2 separate regions of the Mus musculus genome follow, and region 1 is linked to region 2. The links are chromatin loops, found by intact Hi-C in ENCODE. Cell type or tissue: heart. All regions are shown on one strand.

Evidence for each region. Peaks named below come from ENCODE experiments on the same cell type or tissue, not always from the same donor. Only the 100,000 strongest peaks of a DNase experiment are listed, where the experiment ranks them.
Region 1: it touches region 2 in a loop (3-fold over the local background); 17 of 42 quality-filtered maps call a loop at or near these places.

Annotation. Positions count from the first base shown.
Region 1 is chr16:20,608,033-20,616,032 of GRCm38, reverse strand. Alg3 (asparagine-linked glycosylation 3 (alpha-1,3-mannosyltransferase)) reads left to right here and starts at 5,272. Exons shown (of 9, transcript NM_145939.3): 1 at 5,272-5,490; 2 at 6,947-7,046; 3 at 7,144-7,291; 4 at 7,387-7,547. The coding sequence starts at 5,295. It overlaps Eef1akmt4-ece2 (Eef1akmt4-Ece2 readthrough), which reads right to left and starts at 4,432. Exons shown (of 20, transcript NM_177941.1): 1 at 4,213-4,432. The coding sequence starts at 4,408. Eef1akmt4 (EEF1A lysine methyltransferase 4) reads right to left here and starts at 4,432. Exons shown (of 3, transcript NM_025462.2): 1 at 4,213-4,432. The coding sequence starts at 4,408. In heart, a CTCF peak has its summit at 3,972; DNase peaks (open chromatin) are centred at 4,432 and 5,372; H3K4me3 peaks cover 3,098 bases; H3K27ac peaks cover 2,139 bases.
Region 2 is chr16:20,544,329-20,552,328 of GRCm38, reverse strand. Ap2m1 (adaptor-related protein complex 2, mu 1 subunit) reads right to left here. Exons shown (of 12, transcript NM_009679.3): 12 at 7,420-8,000. It overlaps Abcf3 (ATP-binding cassette, sub-family F (GCN20), member 3), which reads right to left and starts at 3,726. Exons shown (of 21, transcript NM_013852.2): 1 at 3,584-3,726; 2 at 3,216-3,363; 3 at 3,015-3,094; 4 at 2,539-2,585; 5 at 2,228-2,325; 6 at 2,005-2,127; 7 at 1,642-1,908; 8 at 775-855; 9 at 626-685; 10 at 467-523; 11 at 345-367; 12 at 175-230; 13 at 1-70. The coding sequence starts at 3,656. It also overlaps the pseudogene Gm15760. In heart, no CTCF peak of the experiment used is centred here; a DNase peak (open chromatin) is centred at 3,778; H3K4me3 peaks cover 2,493 bases; H3K27ac peaks cover 1,985 bases.

The DNA of each region.
Region 1 (8,000 bases), 64 kb before region 2:
TTTCAAAGACACTGACTCAGAAGAGCTGAGAAATAATCCGTGCCTTGGGAGTTGGGGATGGGGTGCAGGGAAATTTGGAGTAAATTATCTACAATGCAATCTCTAAGCTAGGCATAGTCTCATAACTTTAATCCCAGCATTTAGGAGGCAGAGGCAGGTGGACTCTGAGTTGGAGGTCAGCCTGGGCTAAAGTATGACCCTGTTTCAAAAATAACAACAAAAGAATGCAGTCTCTAAGAGGGCAGGGTCAAGGAGAGGGAGGACAGCCCAATTTACATTGCTTTGAAAGAAAGTGCTCTTTTGCAGGTCTTCCAGTAGCCCATCTTGGGCTAAGAATGGGGCTAGATAGCAGCTCTTGGCAGGTTCCATAAAGGGATCTCACTTTCTTGGTATCCAGACTGCTTCCAATTCTTATTTATCAATATCATAGAATGATGAGATTAGGAATTCAAAGCCAGCCTCATCTACATAGTAAGTTCCAGGCCAGCCCATGTATCGTAACCATGCCTCAAAAATCATAAACAGGCTGGGCTGGGTTGCAGGCACCTTTAATCCCAGCACTGAGGAGGCAGAGGCAGGTAGGTCTCTAAGTTCCAGGCCAGCCTGGGCTACATAGTGAAATCACACTCAAAAAGAAAAAAAGAGAAAGACATTAAAGAGAAAAAAATTAAAGTGTTTTCTTTTTAGATAGGCTGCCTATGTAGTTGAGAATGGCATTGAAATTCTGATCTTTCTTCTCCTGGGTTTTAGTACCAGATGAATGAATGAATGCATAAAATATTTATTTATTTATTTATTTAATGAATGTATATGAGTACACTGTAGTTGTGAGCCATCATGTAGTTGCTGGGAATTAGAATTCAGGACCTCTGCTTGCTCTGGCCTAAAGATTTATTTATTATTATATTTAAGTACACTTTAGCTGTCTTCAGATGCACCAGAAGAGGGCATCAGAAGACATTACAGATGGTTGTGAGCCACCATGTGGTTGCTGGGATTTGAACTCAGGACCTTCAGAAGAGCAGTCAGTGCTCTTAACTGCTGAGCCATCTCTCCAGCCCAACTTTGATATGTTAAGTAGGCACCTCAGCCATTGGTTCCAGGTTTGAAACTTGACACTTCTACTTCTGGATCACTGGGATTCAGATTTATGTGAAATATGGACTATTTGCAATTTACATGATACTAGGAATTGAACCCTCAGCTTCCTACAAGCTAGACAAGAACTTAATGAACTGAGTGACATCCTTAGCCCTCCCCCCAAACTGTTACAGGTAGTAGTCACTGAACACTCAGTATTATGCTAAGTAATTCATAAGAATTCTTAGTTTATTTTCAATATTGATTCATGCAGAAATAGTATTTTATTGTTCTCAGTTTTTAGGTGGAGAAATTGAGGAAAATAGTTAAGGAGCTTTCCAAGGACACAACAGAGATGGAGCCAGAATTTGGGCTGACATCTGTTTCACACCAAGCCAGAGCTTCTAACCACGATGCTCAGCTGCCTCTCAGTTTCCAAGAGGCCCACTCAAGCCTGGTGGGACACTGCAGCTTGGGCTACGTTAGCATGACCAGTGGGCTGTATTTCACTATGAAGCTATTACTGCTTCTCCTTGTGCGCTGCATGGCAAGACAGCAGAACTAGAAATCCTGCTATCAGAGAGCATCTGCAGTTCACATGCCCATGACTGCAGACACTGCCAATGTTCTGACCAGACCCCTGTAGCCCTTTTGTAAGCGTTAGTCTGTCCCCAGGTTTTGGTATTTGCTTCTCAAGGTCGTCATGTCATCTGTGCCCCTTCAGGCCAAAATTATTCTCGAGATTTTGCCTGAGATCACAGTTTTATCTTTTTTTACTTTCCCTATTCTGTTTTTGTTTTGTTTTGTTTGTTCGAAACAGGGTTTCTCTGTGTAGCCCTGGCTGTCCTGGAACTCACTCTGTAGACCAGGCTGGCCTTGAACTCAGAAATCCACCTGCCTCTGCCTCCCAAGTGCTGGGACTAAAGGCGTGCGCCACCACACCTGGCTGCCTCTCTCCATTCTCCGTTCTTACCTGTCAGTTTTTCCTGGAAGCCACTACTGGATGAATGACTTGGACAGGAATCTCCTTCTTGGGATCCTTTCTGGGGAACTCAACCCAAGACAGTAGATTGATTTACAGTAGAATCTTTATTTCCTTTTGATAAATAAAGCTTTGGGTAGGTATAGTGGCTCACGTCTGTAATCTCAGCACCCAGAAGGCAAAGGCAGACAGAGCTTTGTGAGTCTGATGCCAGACTAGTCTACCTGTGAGTTTTAGGCCAGCCAGGACTACAGGAGACTCTGTCTTAAACATAAGTTTTATGCCGGGCAGTGGTGACGCACGTCTTTAATCCCAGCACTTGGGAGGCAGAGAAAAAAAGTTTTATTAGAGAACATCAGTTCTCACGCTGTAGACCAGGCTGGCCTCGAACTCAGAAATCTGCTTGCCTCTGCCTCCCGAGTGCTGGGATTAAAGGAGTGCGCCACCACCGCCCGGCGATGCTAAGATTTTAACGAAGACAGATGTCTTGCCCACCAGCAGTATGACAATCAGCTGTGGAGACTGCTGAAAACAGAGCCCTGAGTGCAGGCCTGCTGGTGCCCACCTGCAATCCCAGCCTTTAGGAGGTAGGGGTGGAAAATATCCTAATCAGTAAATGTCAGGCTAGACTGCTACATAACAAGACCCCATTTCAACAAAAGAAAAAAGGTCCCTAGCTTCTATATTAGACTTCCCTGGAATTAGAATCTCAGAGTGGAGCCTAACTTGCCAGTTAATTTTGAAAGGCACTAAAGCTTGATAAACGTAGTTCTGTGGTAACTCTATAAATAAACGCAATAGTATACAACCACAGAATTCAAGAAACTGTTTACTTCTAGTGGGGAGAGGTTACGGGGAAACCATAAGCAAACTCCAAGGACACACGAAGCTTTTAGCCAGGTATTGGTCTAGATGCTTCACATACTCGTCTAATCACCAGAAGATCTCATCTGTAGGTTCTCATTTTCTTAGTTATTTACTTATGTTGTTTTGTTGAAACAGGGTCTTTCTATGTAGCCTCCTAGCTGTCCTGGAACTTGCTGCATAGCCCAGGCTGGCCTCTTGCTCCCAAGGCTGGGATTAAAGGTGTGAGTCACCACACCCAGCTAGGTTTTTATTTTCTTAAGGCTTGAAAATAGAGGCACAGAAATTTAAAGATTTTGTACAAGATTACAATTCCAGCTAAACCAAATTTCTACCATTAACTACTTGCTCTCAGAGTCCAAATTCTTAGCCACTAGGTTATCCTTTCTAGTCCTGGTCATTTTCTACTCCCCCCCCCCCAAAATATATATACTATATGTATAAGAGATACCCTTTTTATCCCTATCAAGTATTCCACTTAAATGTATACAGGCTTTAGAAGCAGAGGTAGTTGGATCTCTGTGAGTTTAAAGCCAGCCTATTCTATAAGGTGAGTTCCAAGCCAGCCAGGATTTCATAGTGAGACCCTGTCTAAAAACAAAAACAAAAACAAAAAACCCAAAATGTATACAGGCTTCTTGAACAAAACGTTTACAAACTATATTTGGAAGGCAACTCAACTCATTCAAACTTTTCCTGAGTATCCAGCAGCTGACATCCTAGCATCGCTCTTGTTGACACCTACCTCAGCTGCAATTCTCCATCAGACTCAGCATTATTCTACCCTATGAGTGTTTAGGACCAAACTTTTCTCCTGGAGTTCAGAGAAGTGGTGACTCCCTTTACCTGACAACAACTCCGGGTGCCCGCTGGTGCGAAAAGAAAACTAGGTGTTATGCTCGAGGTGCACACGATTTACTCCAGAAAAATTTGCAGTCCCATTTCTAGAAACGGAAACTGAAACACACAATGGATTCATGACTTGTCCTAGGTTACACAGCCAGTTAAATGCTGGGACTTGAAGTAGGTCCACAGAGATATGCTTTCCAGTGTCCTAGGTGCCTCCAGTGTCTGGGGCAGGGTAATGCCCCTCGCTGGGACACCAAAGGACTGTCTTTTTCCAAAGTCCTGACGATCTCTTATTCTGTCTGCCCTTGTTAAATACAGACAGATTCTGAAGGTACTGGGTGTTGGCTCCGAACTGGGGCGTCCTGGTACAGGAGAAAGCAGAAGAGAAGAAAGCGGATGTGATCTGGCCAGCGACTGGTGGCTGGGACACTACCCACCTAGCACGAGGATACGGTCCTCAGGACACAGCTCCGGCTCTAGGAGGGCACGGAAGGAAGCGAAGTCTCCGAACCACTCGTAGGGTCCAGAGTCGGCCGCGTCTTTGTAGCGCTGGTCCCAGTACTGGACTTGGCGGTACTGGAAGTTCTTCTCCGGTAACTCCGGAGGGGACACCGGAGTCCGGGGAGAGGCCATGCTCAGGGCAGCGCCGCAGCCAGGGCGGGACTAAGGAGCCCAATCACCGAGGTAAGAAATGGAAGGCGGAGCCTGTGTCTCCGCCCTCCCCTGCAGCTGCTCCACACAAACACGTGGAACTTCCGTCACCTTCTAAGCTCTTTTTTGAAAATCGTCCGGCTGGGAAGCTGAATTACTTGGTGTCATATTAACGAACTGCCCGTCTAAACTCGACCACATCTCCTCGTGGCAAACCGGATCTGGTCACTAGACGTGACCAGGCTCATTACTGCATCCTCTCGTGTTCGGTTTTCAATAACCCTTTCCAATAAGAGGCGTGATTAATTAAAGATTCCCTTCTTCCCAAGATTTTTGGAGCACCTTCGGGTACTTGGGAAGGCGGGAGGAATACTGAAAGGAGCTTTCCCCTCTACGTGAACACAACTACTCTGGGCATAGGCAGAGTGGAAAGCTGGGCTTGGAGAAGAGAACAGAACTGTTGTTTTGTTTTCTGGGCAAACACTGATATACTCGTGTTTATGTGCTCTGAAAGGGACATACACCGAGAAGTATATGTATATTTATATTACAACATCGTGTAGTCTTTCAAAGGAGATGCGTTCTAAGGACTAGCTATCTTATCCTTATTCCGGTGCACATATTCACATTAGAAATATCTCTCACCACTGTGTATAATAAGCACTAAATATGTAGCCAATGAATCATTTTGGCCTAGAAACTCCAGCTCCCTGAGTCTAATTAACAGACTGATTTTTAGTAAATAAGACTTCTGGTTACTCGGCTCAGCATTTAGTTTGAGAAGACGCCCAGAGCGTGAGACCGGAACCTAGTGTGTGAGAGTTGGTTTTCCCGGGTGGTGGAAGCAAAAGAGTGGTGCACTGTCAAGATGGCTGCTGGGCTGCGGAAACGCGGCCAGCCGGCTTCTGTCGGCCAGCCGGCAGGAATCTGGAAACAATGGCTACAGCGTGCCTGGCAAGAACGCTACCTACTGCTGCGGGAACCGCGCTACACATTGCTGGTGGCCTCCTGCCTCTGCATAGCAGAGGTGGGCATCACCTTCTGGGTCATTCACAGGGTGGCATGTGAGTTCACTGAAGGGGAGAGAACCGGAGGGAGGGAGGGATACCCAAACTAGATTACAGAGCTTTCATTCACCGATCAAACCCATATCCTTTACCTGACCCAAGCCCATTTTCCAGAACAGCGATCATAATCTCTCTCCCATATGGGAGGGAGGTTACCCAGAGATTACCTCCTGCGTTTAACATTCAGCCTGCTAAGAAAGCATAAGCAGCCACGAAGTTCTGGCCAGAATTAATGTGCTGTTGCTGCTGCTGTTCCTGATGCTTGTCTGTAGCCTTAGACAGTCACTTCCCACCGCAGATCTGATTTTTCATGCTTTTAATTCTTAGGTCTTGAAAGTCCTTTTAAAGAGTGCATTTTGTGACCTTTTAAGTCCATTAGGTACTGGTGTCTTCCAGGATCAGTCTTTTTTTAAAAAAACAAAACAAAACAGAGTCTCACTAAGTAGCCCTGATTGGCTTTGCTATGTAGACCACAGTGGCCTCAAGCTCACAGAAATCTGCCTTCTTCTGGCTCCTGAGTGTTGTTGAGATTAAAGGTGGACACCATCACAACTGGCTTATAAAGACCCTGTTCTTAAAATGAGAGTGAGGAACATTCCAGAAAGAGAATCACCATTAACCTCTAACCTCCACACTCATACTCACATGCATGTACACTCACTTATGTGTGAATCCACACATGTGCATATGAACACACACAAGACAGAGAAAGAGAACAAGACTGTTTCAAGAACTAAGAAGCTGGGTGGTGGTGGCACACGCCTTTATCCCAGCACTTGGGAGACAGAAGCAAGTGGATCTCTGTGAGTTTAAGGCCAGCCTAGTCTACAGAGTTCCAGGACAGCCAGATAGCCAGAGCTATACAGAGAAACCCTGTCTTGTAAACACACACACACACACACACACACACACACACACAAACTGAAAAGGAGAGAAGTACTACTTGAAGAATACAGGAAAGAGTAAATTTGGAGTAGGAAGAAAGATCATAAAATCAGTTTTACACATTTGAGTTTAAGACACCCACATTCATGGGCCTAAGGAGATAGCTTAGCACGTGGTATTTACCATGCAAATGTGAGACCCATAGTTCACATTCCTAGCATTAGGCATAAATGCCAGGCAGGCATGGTGACCCATCTATGATCACGGCACTGGAGAGGCAGGACAAGGGATCCTTGAAGCAAACTGACTAGCTAGACTCTGTTATATAAATGACAGAGGAAGACACCAGTGTCAACTCCTGACCTTCATATGCATGCACACATAACACACAGACGAAATATATGGGTTCACCCAGAGAATGCCGTAGGTGTGGTTACATCAGGGACGATAATGGGAGAAACCTGGGAATGAGGTAGAATCTCTGGGCTTTGGTGGTCTGAAGGCATGGGGTTTAGAAGTAGGCAAGTTCTGGACTCAGAAGGAACGAGACCATGTTATCTTCTTCCAGACACAGAGATTGACTGGAAGGCCTACATGGCCCAGGTGGAGGGTTTCATCAATGGCACATATGACTACACACAGCTGCAGGGTGACACCGGACCTCTTGTGTGAGTGAGGATAGGAAGTCTGAAGGCATTGTGAAGGGCTGGGTGGGTACCAGGCTGATAGTCCTGCCCTAGGCTCATATTTCCTTTCATCTTCCAGCTACCCAGCTGGGTTTTTGTACATCTTTACGGGGCTATTCTATGCTACTGACCGGGGCACTGATATCCCTATGGCCCAGAACATCTTTGCTGTACTCTACCTTGTCACCTTGGTGCTTGTTTTCTTGATATACCACCAGACCTCCAAGGTGAGTTGATGCCACAGGACCAACTGGCCCTGGCCTGAAGTGGGTGGTGGGGGTGGCTCAGGTTTGGGGAGCTGACGTTGGTGCCCACCCTTTAGGTACCTCCCTTCGTCTTTTTCTTCATGTGTTGTGCCTCTTACCGTGTCCATTCCATCTTTGTACTGCGGCTCTTCAATGACCCAGTAGCTATGGCCTTGCTCTTCCTGAGCATCAACCTTTTCCTGGCACAGTGCTGGAGCTGGGGCTGCTGCTGTTTCAGGTCAGAGCCTTTTCCTTCTGCCCCCCCACCCCCCAGTCACATTTCCATATCTTCCCAATGTTCTGCAGGAGAGGACATCAAGAGTGGTTAGATAGCCAGGCAGTGGTGGCGCATGCCTTTAATCCCAGCACTTGGGAGGCAGAGGCAAGCGGATTTCTGAGTTCAAGGCCAGCCTTGTCTACAGAGTGAGTTCCAGGACAGCCAGGGCTACACAGAGAAACCCTGACTTAGGGGGAAAAAAGAGAGTGGTTAGTTACTGTAGGTCACTCTGGCCGCCCTGAACAAGTCAAGGGTCTGTAGAAAGTTCCTTTCCTCATGCTTTCTTCCTATGTTTATCCCAGATGGCATCCATGTTGGGGTTGGCCCTTAAGTATGTCAATCTGTACATGTCCATTTAGTCTGGACAGAGGGACAGGTATTATTCCCTTCTTCCCAGCCTCCTCTCAGGCCATC
Region 2 (8,000 bases):
TGATGTCTGTGGCAATGGCATTCAGGAAGTTTCGGTCATGAGAGACAACTAGGATAGTGGAGGGCCACGTCTGAGGAATAACAGGATGGCAGGCTGTTTGGAAGAGGAACTAGCCCCCAGTGTCTCGGAGGCAGACTTCCTCCAGACCCACTGCAGGGCCTTCCCAAAACTCACCTGCAGGTAATTCTCCAACCACAGGATGGCCCTTACATCCAGCATGTTTGTGGGTTCTGGAGAGGAAGCAGAGAAAACACATATGTGGCGATAAAGGGTGGAGAACCAGGAACAAGGATTATTATCACCCCTGTCTAGCTCTGAAGTCAGTGTAGCTCCTTCAAACTTACCGTCTAACAGCAGAAGGTCTGGCCTATGAAAAAAGAATACAGGGTGTGAGCTTCTATGGCCAGAGACTCACTATGGCATCCCATCACATTCTAGCTACAGGTGCTCAGGCTTGGGGACTCACCTGGCAAAGAGAGCTCGGGCTAAGGCCAATCTCATCCTCCAGCCACCTGAGAACTCCCTGATGACAACAGACTCACATTAGCGCTTTGTGTTCATCATGGCAAGCAGGCAGGTGCAGCGCCAGCAGTGTGGAAAGGCAAGAACAGCAGGGTTCACTCACCTGGTAGGCTGCTGCTGCATTTTAGGAGTAAAACCAAGGCCCGCAAGAATGACTGATGCTCTGGGAAGGAGAATTGGAAGAATCCAGTTGGAACAGATCAAATGAGGGGGCAGCTAACTACGCAGGAGACCAAGTGGGGCTTTACCTACCTGGCAGGTGCCTTATCTGCCTCAATCTCCTCCAGCTTCCCATAGATTTCTGCCAGCTGTGCAGCTTCTGAACCTTCTGCCCTGGGAAGGAAAAGACCCAACCAGCTTATGTAAAGGCAGCGCAAGCGGGCGTCCTGCATTCTCTAGGTTGGAAAGCAGGGACAGTTAGAGTTTTATAGTTCTATAGGCCAAATTCCAAGTTCTGCGGCTCACGAGGGAGGCCACGTGAATTACGGAGACACTATCTAAGGGACAGTGTCTTAGTCAGGGTTTCTGTTGTGGTGGTGAGACACCCTGACCAAAAGCAGCTTGGGCAGGAGAGGATTCGTTGCATCCTATAACTCTCAGGTCACACTCCATCCCTGGGGAAAGTCAAGGCAGGAGCTGAAGCAGAGCCACAGAGGAACACCACTTACTGACTCGCTCAGCCTGCTCGCTTACTGAACCCGGGACCAGCAGCCTGGATGGCACTATGCCCACAATGAGCTGGGTCCTCCTACATCGACCACCAAATAAGAAAATGCAATACAAGCCGGGTGTGATGGCGCACGCCTTTAACCCCAGCACTCGGGAGGCAGAGGCAGGCGGACTTCTGAGTTCAAGGCCAGCCTGGTCTACAGAGTGAGTTCCAGGACAGCCAGGGCTATACAGAGAAACCCTGTCTCAAAAAAACCAAAAAAAAAAAAAAAAAAAAAAAAAAAAAAAAAAAAAAAAGAAAATGCAATACAGGCTTGCCACAGACCAATCTATGGAGGCACTGTCTCAATTAAAGTTTCTCTTCTCAAATAACTCTAGCTTGTGTCAAGTTCACACAAGCCAGCCAGGACAGAGAGCTGCTGCTTATACCCTCAAGCCTAAAGCCTTCACCTGCCAGCGGCAATCCTGAGGCTGAGCTCCCGTTCCTGCCGTAGCAGGTCCTCTCGTACGGTGTCACTTTCCAGCACACTCTGCAAGGCAGGAGTGTCATCTCCAGCAACTTCCTGCTCTACATGCAGTAGGGAAATATGGGCTGGGACACGCAAGCTCCGGGTAGCCAGCATCTTTAGCAATGTCGTCTTCCCCAGACCATTGCGTCCCACCAGGCCGTAGCGTCGGCCCCATGCCAAGTTTACATCTGCTCCAGCCAGCAGTACCCTGAAGGGGTGGTAAGAAAGAGAGATGAAGAATCATCTAGAAACACAGCTCCTTCTCCTTTAATTAGAAAGATCCTGCCACTGGCCATTCCCTCACCTGTCACCAAAAGAGACATCAAAGTTCTCAATTCGCACATCATAGGACTTGTTCTTGCCAGATGATTCCAATCGACTCTCTTTTCTGCTGCCTGCCTGGCTAGCTGACGCCTCCTCCAAGACTCTTTTTAAAAGAGAAACAGACAGCTTTTAGGGCTCCCGAAAGTCCTTCAATACCAGAATCTGCCCTGCTTCCTGCTTAGAGCCCTTCTTCCCAAACTCACAGAGGGTTGCTGGTCTTCAGTGTTTCCTTCTCTGAACGCTTCTCCTGCTTTGCCTTCAGTCGAGCTTCAGCCTTCTCTAGTTTCTTCGCATTTACTGTCTGAGTGAATTCCAAACACAACCAGTTCATACTAGGGTACAGGTTCAAAAAGGAACTCCAGAGATTACTGCAAACAAACCCTTAAACTTACCCATGACGCTACATAAGCAAACACGCAGGGAAAGACACACCAGAAATCTCGCCCAAAGATACACCCACTATTCAGTAGACGGTCAACTCTCACACCCACCACAGCCCCTTCCCACTTCTCACCGAGGACTGTTCCCTCTTTAGCAGTCCTGGAAGTTTGGTGTCACAGTCTGTAAGTGATAAGAAAAGCAGTCACCTTCTCCATGAGAGAAGGGAAATGAAGACTTTGAATGACTAACAAGAACCAAGGATAGTTTTAAAGATAGCATTATAACACTGAAATGGACAGTTATTAGCCTTGAAGTAAAGGGCAAAACGATCTCACACTTAAGAAGAGCCCAATGTACTCTTTTAAGACCACGCTGTTGGTTAAGGTACGAAACTGGCAAAACCAGCTTCAAGGTCTGTATGCCTCCTACTACAGACAATAGCTTGGAGAGCCCTCCAGGCCCCGTTCTCCATCACAAGCTTTTATGGTCACAAAAATACCGCTAGCTCCTACAAGCCTTGTTGTTGAGATGGAGAGACCTGAGCTGCAGCGAGGTGGTGGCTGGGGGTGGAGGCAGAAGGCAGCTAGTTCAATCTCCCCTCACTCTCACCATAGTTTTCCATTATCTTCGACAACTGGATGGGGGCGTCCAGTAGCACCTGGCTGTTTCCCTGGTTCTGCGGTTCAGCCCTATGTAGGTAGAGAGAAAGCACTCACTTGGGAGAAAAGATTTACAGCCTTCAGACCTTCCCCCTCGTTTGTTCTCCATTCTCCTCTCTTTGCCCATCAACTTCATTCCCTTGGCACCTACAGGCGTAGAGTGTTGTACATGCGCTGACAGACAGCCCTAATGCCAGCGTCATCCTTGCTGTCCCCGGACACTTCTTGCAATAGTTCCCCGACAGCTTCCACCAGGTCATCCACAGACTCGAAATCCGCGCTGCCACTGTGCAAGACACCTGAGCCGGGTACCGCAGAACAAGACAGACAACGGGTAGGGCGGATATAGGAGCAGTTTCAGTGTCTGTACAGCTCACTCGGGGCACCAGACCCCACTGGCCCTCAAGATAAGAGGTCACGCAGAGAGACCAGATAGCGGTCTGCTGCACTGTCCGCCCTCAGTCTTTCCCCACAACCTCCACTTCGGCCTCCCCAGGCAGTTAATTCAGTTTCGCTCACCGGTCACGTAGTCGAAGACCTGCCCGTCAATTTCAGGGAACTCGCTTCGCAGGATATCAGCGCAAGTCGCCATGTTCACTCGGGATCCAATCTGCGCAGTCGTGGTGAGACTTGGGCCTAGGACCGCCTCCCTGCCCTTCCTCCCCACCCCGAAATCGCACCCCTCATCCCAAGGAGCATGCGCAGGGTTGACGTAAGAAAGCAGAGTCTGCGTGAGTCCAGGGGGCGGGTCTAGTAGAACGGGACGCAAGCGCCGCGGAGTCCAGCAGGCGTGGCAGCTTCCGCGCCTGCGCGGTTCCAGTTTCCCGTCTACGTCTACCACCTGTGCGGGTTTTCGCTGCCTTCTGGAAAGTGGAGGTTGTATCGAGGGGCGTGGCAGGATCGCCCGAGGCTTATCGTAGTGGGGAGCACGGGAGGTGTTGCGAGGGGAGAAATGCCTAGACACGGGCTAACGTGGGAGGGGGTCGCTTTACAGCTTGGATACCTTCCCCGCAGGCGCATGCTGCTGCTCGCCCACCTTTGGCGTTTTGCTGACTCACGCCAACTCTCGGTCCAGAGTGGATCAGTTTCAATTAGTCCTGCTAGTTGAATCAGCTGGGTGAGGAGCACACTTCTGCTTGCCTCTTTGCTCTGTCCTCAGTTCCTTCACACTTCATAGGTGTTCAACTGGGTCATTGAGAATGAAGTTCTGCCACCCCAAGGCACATCACCCACTGCCAGAAAACCTGAACAAGCCCTTTTATAAGTTCATTGTTTATCCTGGGTCTACAGACAAAGCAGATCTCAAGTGTCTGTAAAAGATACACCTCACACACACACTCAATTTGCAAAATTAGACAACTTTATTCCAATGCGCTCAAATTACACCCGTTTATATTTCCGAGACAATCTCTCTAGAGAGCCTAAGCTAACTTAAGAACTGAACCTCCTGCCTGTCGCCAAAGTGCTGGAATTAAAGGCATGTGACAACACTCGACTGCCCATTCATCCAGCTTAAGCATTATTGCAATGGGGAGCTGCCAGTCTTGGTGTTAAAGTTTAAAAAAGCTATCAGCATGCCTGAGGTTATAGATTAGTTGGTAAAATGCTTGTCTACCCTGAGGCTTTGTGTTTGATCCCCGGTACCTCATAAAACTGGGTGCGGTGCATGCCAATAACTCCAACATTCAGGAGGCAGGGATAGAATGATCAAGAATTCAAGGTTGCTGGACTTAGATGGAACCAGCCTTTAATCCCGGCACTCAGGAGGCAGAAAAAGGCAGATCTCTGAGTTCAAGGCCACCCTGATCTACAGAATTCCAGGACAACTAGGGTTAAAGAGAAAAACCTAAGGAGAAAAAAAAAAAAAAATCAAGGTCACCCCACTGCTACAAAATGAGTTCCAGGCCATTCTGGGGCCATTTGAAACCTTGTTTCAATTCTCTGGTCTCAGTAAGCTACTGAGTACTCAATTCTCTGGTCTCAGTAAGCTACTGAGTACACCCATATGTGTATAATACATTTAGGAGACTAGGGCAGGCAATTTGGGAGTTCGAGGCCATTCTGGACTGTACTAACTTCCGCATAAACAAAACAGCAATTGAACCTCTAGATCTAATAACCAGTTTACAGTAAATTCAGGCCAGGGGCTGGAGAAAGGACTCTGAGAAGTGCTTGTTCTGTTCTCAGCATTAAGACCTGAGTTTGATCCCTTGTACCCAAGTAAAGTCAGATGTATCTGTAAGTCACTGTGGTCTATTTTCTGTATAAAATGTACTTAGGCGCTTCCAGTTTACTTTAGAGTTGAGACATTAGTAGCTATGCAACTGAGCCAATGTATCAGGAAATCAGAGAGGGTTCTCCAGCCCCAGGAGGATACAGGGTTTGGGGTGGAGACAATGGTAGAAAAACAACGGGAAAGACTGAAACTCTCTGGAATATCAGGGGAAAAAAGGGCAGGATTTTTTTTTTTTTTAAATATAGATCAGAGACTCTAAAAACATTGGTTGTGCCAAATCATAGGGCCAGCCAGGCCTTTCTGCCTGTTTCCCAGGCTGCTTTATGTTAGTTATTCTGTCTCCAGTCCTGAGACGTGAGGCACATCTTTACTCCCACACCCTAAACCCCAGTGCTGGTAGGCAAGGTAAGATCACCAGGACTTAGGAGCTGGTCCGCTGAGCAAAATCATTTTTCCAGGGCCAGTGAGATACTGTCTTGAAACTAGAGGCAGTTGAAGAATACACTCAACACGAACATCTGACCTCTATCTGTACACACACACACACACACACACACACACACACACACCATTGAAACCTAGAGGCTGGAGACAGATGGTTCAGCAGTTAAGAACACTTGCTGCTCTTTCAAGGGATTGGTGTGTGGTTCTCAGCATTCAAATGACTGCTCACAACTCTCTGCAACTCCACTTCCAGGGGAACCCGATGCCCCTGTGGCATTGGGGAGTTCTCTGCATACATGTGATGCAGGTAAATCCCTCAGGCATTAAATGAAGATAAAATTAACCAAACACGGTTCTTCTGGCAGGCCATACGGCAGGCATCAAGATGGCACACGCTGCTAAGGCTGTTTCCTACACTTTTACAAAGTTCTTTTGTAGTTCAGGTTCCCCTCCAGACTCTTGCTCTGAGGCCATCCTGAAGAAGATGCTCTGTCCTCACTTTCCGGTTCCCCTTATGAAAATGAACCTTGGAAATACCTGGATTCACAATACCAGAACAGCTATGGCTCTCGCCCTGCTTGGGCTGACTACTGCTGCAACCACAAACGCTTGCCGCCAGTGCTGCTGGGAATCCTTGCCCCATCTGCCGGCATCACAAGTTTCACGTTGACTTTAGGATGTGAAGCTCTTGAAGAGTTTGTGCCCACACTGGTATCATCTTCCATGCCTCATACACAGGGGGTCTGTATGAAGCGGCACAAGACGCTGACCCAGGCCATCCAGAAAGCCAGGGAGTGTGGTCTTCTCAGTTGCTACCTTCTCCAGGTTGAGACCCGAGATGCTGACTTTCCTACTATACATCGAACTGTCAGTGTGACTCCATCAGCCACCACCCCACCCCACCCCCACACTGCTGTCAGGTGAACCTTGGTACCCGTGGTACAGCTGGCAACAGCCACGGAGAGAGAACTGACTCTATCAAGGAAATCTCCTAGAAGAAAGTGCCCCCCCCCCCACCTGAGTCAATGCCTGAGATGCTCAAGACACCACCAGCAGAAGCCTCCACCGAGGAGACCGACCTGGGAAGTCAGACTAAGGGAGTGCAGTCTAGGGCTATGTGGTGTCATGTGTTCTGCAAAGGGTTGTTTTGTGACAGTGGCAGACCCTAAAGGGAATTGACTGGTATGAAGAGGCCAAGCACATTTGAAGTTGAAGAGGGACTAGATGTATATGGGTAACTTTGGAGAGGGCTTACATATGAACTGGAGACTCTTGTGTGTGTGCTAGATCGTGTATCCCTATTTTAAACTCTCTGGCTCAGCTTTTATACAATAACGCTGTGCCTCCTCAAAAGGAAAATAAAACACCAAACCAAGCCAGTCCCCCCTCACCACCCCCCAAAAAAAAGCACAATTAGGGGCTGGAGAAATAGCTCAGTGGTTACGAGCATGCACTTTTCTTACAGAGAACCAAGTCTAGTTCTTAGCACCTACATCAGGTAACTATGAGTTGCCTATAATCCCAGATGCAGGGGATCTGACATCATGGCTGGATCCCGATGCAATCACATTGAGTCCTTTGCGTTAACACATACTAGCGTTGGCCATGAATTGACTGATGTTGAAGCTGGTGACAGGACATGGGGATTAGCTATATTCTTTTTTTTTTTTTTTAAGATTTATTTGTTTTATGTATATGAGTACACCATAGCTGTCTTCAGACACTCCAGAAGAGGGCGTCAGATCACATTGCAGATGGTTGTGAGCCACCATGTGGGTGCTGGGAATTGAACTCAGGACCTCTGGAAGAGCAGTCAGTGCTCTTAACCACTGAGCCATCTCTCCAGCCTCGATTAGCTATATTCTTATGCTTTAAATTTACTCTAGTTTTTGTTTGTTTGTTTAAAAAAGCTGAAACCTCATAAGGTCCAACTGGTGAGGGCAACCCTATTCTTTATTTATTCTAACATACAAGATCTTTGGGACAATCAATCCCCTTAGGAACTCTGGAAGAATGGAGGTTTTTGCCAGGGTTTGATAAGATGCATGGGGAAAATATCTTTCCTGCAAGAACTAATACAAGATCTTGGAGAGATGGCTCAGCAGTTAAAGAGCACTGACTGTTCTTCCAGAGGTCCTGAGTTCATTTTCCAGCAGCCACATAGTGGCTCACAACCACCTCTAAAGGGATCTGATGCCCTCTTTTGGTGTGTCTGAAAACAGCTACAGTGTACTGATATAAATCCTTAAAAAAACA